Regions from separate parts of the Mus musculus genome. Here region 1 is linked to region 2. The links are chromatin loops, found by intact Hi-C in ENCODE. Cell type or tissue: left cerebral cortex. All regions are shown on one strand.

Evidence for each region. Peaks named below come from ENCODE experiments on the same cell type or tissue, not always from the same donor. Only the 100,000 strongest peaks of a DNase experiment are listed, where the experiment ranks them.
Region 1: it touches region 2 in a loop (7-fold over the local background); 18 of 42 quality-filtered maps call a loop at or near these places.

The regions. Positions count from the first base shown.
Region 1 is chr5:3,515,917-3,518,416 of GRCm38, forward strand. All of the region lies in intron 6 of Cdk6 (cyclin-dependent kinase 6), which reads left to right. Among named protein-coding and RNA genes, the nearest start is that of Fam133b, 27 kb to the right of the region's middle. In left cerebral cortex, a CTCF peak has its summit at 1,014; a DNase peak (open chromatin) is centred at 945.
Region 2 is chr5:3,150,096-3,152,595 of GRCm38, forward strand. No RefSeq gene overlaps it. Among named protein-coding and RNA genes, the nearest start is that of Gm36548, 120 kb to the right of the region's middle. In left cerebral cortex, no CTCF peak of the experiment used is centred here; DNase peaks (open chromatin) are centred at 1,304 and 2,203; H3K4me3 peaks cover 434 bases; H3K27ac peaks cover 312 bases.

The DNA.
Region 1 (2,500 bases), 370 kb after region 2:
CAGCTCCCAATTGCTAACTTAACCCTTTTCTTCGTTAACTTTCCCCCCTGAGCGATGGAAGGGACTCCAGTTTCTCCGTGCCGCCTGTCTCCAGCTCATGCATTGCTCCATCGCTCTCCGGTGATTTGCAAATTTCATTCATACCTGCATGTTTGTGCACGCTTTTCGTGTCACTAGAATGTAACTGGGCCTTCTCACAAGGCGTGCTGTGTGGCATCCTTTTGCTGAGTCCCACCCCAAGAAAGGGAAAATGGAAAGAGATAGGGTCCTGGCTAAAAATCACCACTGTTAACACTTTTATGAATCTCAAGCACAAGTACTTTTTATGGAATTTTAAATCTATAAGACCCCTTCCCTCTACCCGTGTCCAAATAGTGCCCCTACAGAATTTTCCTATTTAAATGTGATTGCCTCAAACCTGGAATCACCCCAAAGCTGAGGTTCTTTCAGGAACTGATCTGGTATGGTCTGGTGACTTCCCAGGTCCTAGGCAGTCACCAGCACCTCATCTCCTGGTGATACTGTAAAGTGGACACTTTGTCCACCTAGCCTTTTGTTAGGCTGCCTATGCATGGAAAGTTCCTGTCGCTAACCACTGGACTCTGAGACTGTGGAACGTGTCCTGTATGCATGTGATCTTCAAGAAGGACCCAGGAACATAAACTTTCTAGTATTACCCTGTTGCGTGAAAAGGTGATCTTGGTAGTGTGTGCCTGCTGGGCCCTGGAGGCCATCATCTGCTCTCCATTTCTTATGCCTGGTGGGATTCCTAGCCACCTCCAGCACCCAGTCTCTGGACCTGTGGCATTACGTGTACTGCCACAAAGCCAATGCAGTAGGACAGAAGGGACTTTTTGCTTGTTCCGTGGGAAAGCCTGCTTGACTTTTGGCCAAGGCCTGGCACTCCCACATAGCTAACAGAAGAGCAGCTGGAAAGCCTTGTATGTTTGGTGCCTTTAGATTATACTGGCTTTGTTTCATTTCTCTGAACAGTGCTCTCAACGGGAAAAGGACAATGCTGCACCCTAGTGTCACTGCTAACCCACTTCATTATTTCCACCACAGCCATTTTACAGTCTGTGCCCTGTAGTTCTTCCCCGTGTAAACAGTGAACGGTTACAGATTCTATCCAACCGTCCAAATAGAGAATTATGATGCAGGCCTTATCGAATGAACCTGTCATGATTTCATTATGCTCATTAAGGGCCATGACAGTCCTTATTGGACAGGAAGCTGATTTTTTTTTTCCTAAGGAAAGTCATAGTCTCAGACTCTTAACAAGGTAAGCTGTAGACACATTTCTACTTTCAGAGAGCATTGAGTGCTTCAGAAGGAAAGCAGTTAGGCCATGACATTTAGAGCGTTTTCTAAGACCAGTATCATAGTTAAGTGGAGGTATAAAAAAAAAGATGCTGAACATGGAGTGAGGAGAACCGAGGCTGTCCGCACAGTGTGTGACCTGGGCAGGCATTCTCCTTCCTCATTTTGTCTTCCATCCCTACAGTGAGGTGGCACACCTGACCTATGTGTCTCTCACAGCTTTTTACAGGAGATGGAGAAGACAACAGGCTCTAAGTTTTATTCGTATGTATTTGTGTATGTGTGTATGTGTGTGATATGTATCCATGCATTAGGTGTGGTTAATATGTATTTACATATCAGACTGGCAGACAGACTGTTTCCCTGAAAGCGTCTGGCTTCTGACTGCTGTATTCATAAGGTTTCAAATCAGCAAGTATGTTCAAAGCTACTAATAACACTCAGGAGGCTGAGACAGGAGGATTTTCAGTTGGAGACCAGCCTGGGATACCTAGTGAAACACTATCTCAAAAGAAAAGATGCTGTCTGTCAATAAAGTGATTTAAAGTCTAAGCATGATTACAATCCGTTCCTAAGGGGCTGATAATGAGGATGTACTAAAGTCCTTGTACAAAAGGGCACACATTTCAAACTGTTTGTCAGCCATATCCCATACTACCCAAACCCATCCCCATGTTACTTTTCGTGATTATGACAACATTTTTACCCCTTCATTACCCACTATAGACCTGGCTATTGAGCACACTTATATGATGCCCAAGTCATGATTTTGCTCAATGATTCCAGGAAGTCTATCCATGAGTCTTTGTATGCCTGAGTAATGTAACTCTCTGCAGATGCCCAGTGGGGACAGAGTTAGTGTCTTGCCTCGGCACCCAGGGGCATGTGCGTGGGTGATGGCGAAGCTGCTCTTTCCAGGGAGGTCTGTGACCTGGGCTCTGTAAAGGGAAGGGAACAGTGATAAAGCCCTGTGACATTTACCTGTCACATTATATTATCCTGTGACATTTACCACCTCCTTTCCTAAAAGATGCTTGTGACCACGCTTTCTAGGCCTGCGCGTCAGGAAGTCAGAACAGAACCTTAATTCAGGCCAGCGCCATTTCTAGTTAGGGTTAAAATAGTTTGGATCATTATCTAGGTCACCATATATCCTGTCCGCTCAACTGTGATTTTGTCT
Region 2 (2,500 bases):
TCTGCTGGGCCACTGACCTTTATAACTGCACAGTCATGGCCACCGCCTGACAGGCATGAAAAGAAGACAGACAATGGCCAAGAAGAAGACACCCACAGGGGAAGAAAATGTACTCATTCAAGGGATTTACTGCTCAGGGATGTCATGTCTCATGTCCAACTCCAGGATGCATTTGGTGGTGTTTAAGCCATGCATGTGCAACTGAATAAATAAAGTTTTAAATCGACTTTTAAAAGCTTTGGCTCAGTGAAGTAGATTAGAATGTCATGAGACCGATTGCCAAGGCAGTACAGACTCTGGAGATAACAGCATCATACAGTGGTCTGCAGTCGGGGGAGAAATGAACCTGGGTCCTGGGTTCCTCCCAAATTGGTTGGGTATCCTTTGGCCTCTCAAAAGAGACACCTACCTCAAAGTGCCTAACAACTTGCTTTTTGGGGTTGTTTGTTTGTTTGTTTGTTTTGGGGGAAGGGAGGGACGTCTCCAGATGAACAGTGGCTGAAGGAAGGTAATAACGTTTTAATGGTTGCCAAACCCAGTACGGTTATGGATGTTAAGTCAGCAGAAGAATAATCATAGGTTGTGTTTTAAGGCCAACAAAAACTTATTTCTAGTATTGATTACTGGAAAGTCATCTTTCCCACTAGGTCCTTCTGAGCAGCATGCACATGCTTCTTAAATCACAAGTATGTTCCCAACGTTGACAGTAGCTTCTGCTTCCGAATGTAGTAGTGATAATTAGGCAATTTCATAACAGCCAAGAACTTTAATCCTCCACAGGATGCCATCCGTGTTCAATTTAATGAGAATGTAATTGACCTTCCCTGCTACAAACTAAGCATCCCCCCTGGGCCGGGCTTGTTCATAGATTAAGATGACAGTGCAGGCCATCATCTGGAACATCAGACAATACTTTCTTGTGAGTCCTTAGGCCTGCATAATTGAAATAACAGCTGTTGGGACTGCATGGGAAGCACTGGGGAACACTGAACATGCTAACATAGTTAGCCTCAAATCAAAGGTCAGGAGATTTTAGTTTGTCACATAAAACAAAACAAAACAAGCAAACAAAAGAAAAAAAACACCATTCATGTAGCCTAGGATATCACATAGTCATGTGTTGAGCCTTCTTGGCACACAGCTAAGCTGTTTAGATATATTTTTAGTTTGTTCTCGGTGTCCCCATTTCTTTTTAAATCACTTTCTTGTGGAGGGGGGGGGGGAAGAGGGAGCCACATTTAAATTTAATGGAGACAGCGTTGGCCAGAACTTTGAGGAACATGAATGCATTCATCCCACCCCCTTCCTTAGAAGCAGCCTCCGGTGTGAGGTGAGATTTGAGTCATATTAATTTGTCCCAAACCACACCAAAATTTAGCTGTTCACATCTGAAACATCCCACGATTTCTGTTGCAAGGAGGAATTTGTTCAGCCATGTTACAGCTTCCTATTTCTCTCCTCTCCCAAGAAAGGCTGGTGTCCTTATCAGGGAGACAGCCTTCATTTCCCACAGTGTGGAGAGCTAAATAAATACTCTCTCACAGTCGATGCAGAGGTAACTTTTTTTTTGATGGATTAAAAAAAAAAGCTGTTCTGAAAGTCCATCACTATTCCAGCATCCCCATTCAGTGAGGGGCTTTTGTCTCTCTCTCAGTGGGAGCTGCCATTTTAATGGGACCTCCAGCGGGGCCTGATTTGATGATGTGAAGTAGGCCTGGAAGAATCTAGGAACTTTTTTTTAAATTTCGATTTTGGTTAATTTAACCATAGTAGCTTTCAAAAGGACTGAAATGTTAAAGTGAATCCACAGAAAATGTCGCTGAGAAGCGGCTACCAGATAATTTCAGGGACTCCTTTCTGAAGCGCTGTCCTGTGAAAACCAATCTCTTGAAGTTCTAATAGGCATTACGAGCTCCCTGCCCCCAACCCGCAATCTATTTTCAAAGAAGAAAACCGGGAGAAGAATTCATTCTCAGAAATATGCATACGTATACACAGACACAAACACCCGCCCTGAAACCAGATGAAACAGAATCGCTCTTAGCTGACTGGTGAGGCCAAGCCTGGATTTGGATGGCTTTGTGGTAATTCTGGGGTTTCCCTTCTCCCTGAGTCATAGTCACCGCGGTATGTGAAATACTCTCCCCACCGCACCACCTCCTCTCCCGAGATCCGGAGTGCCAAAGCTGCACACCACGCACTTGCCCCACAAAAAGATGCCAACCCCCTGGGCACACTTCCCAAACTTTTGAGATAAGACTGATGCTCTGGGCGGGGTGGCAGGGTTGTGGGGAGAGCAGATGGAGCCTGCAGAGCCAAGCCTGCATGCAGCCAGCTCTCCGAGGGCGGTGCTGGTGTGGGCTCTGCCTCCGTAGTCCCCGCGGCCACACGCTGACTGTGCTTGGCAGCTGCTCGCCCAGATGCCAACCGCTGGAATGTGTTTTATGTTCCCGCACCTCTGCTTGGCCTGCCTGGGGACAAACTTGCTGGGCCTCTCAAG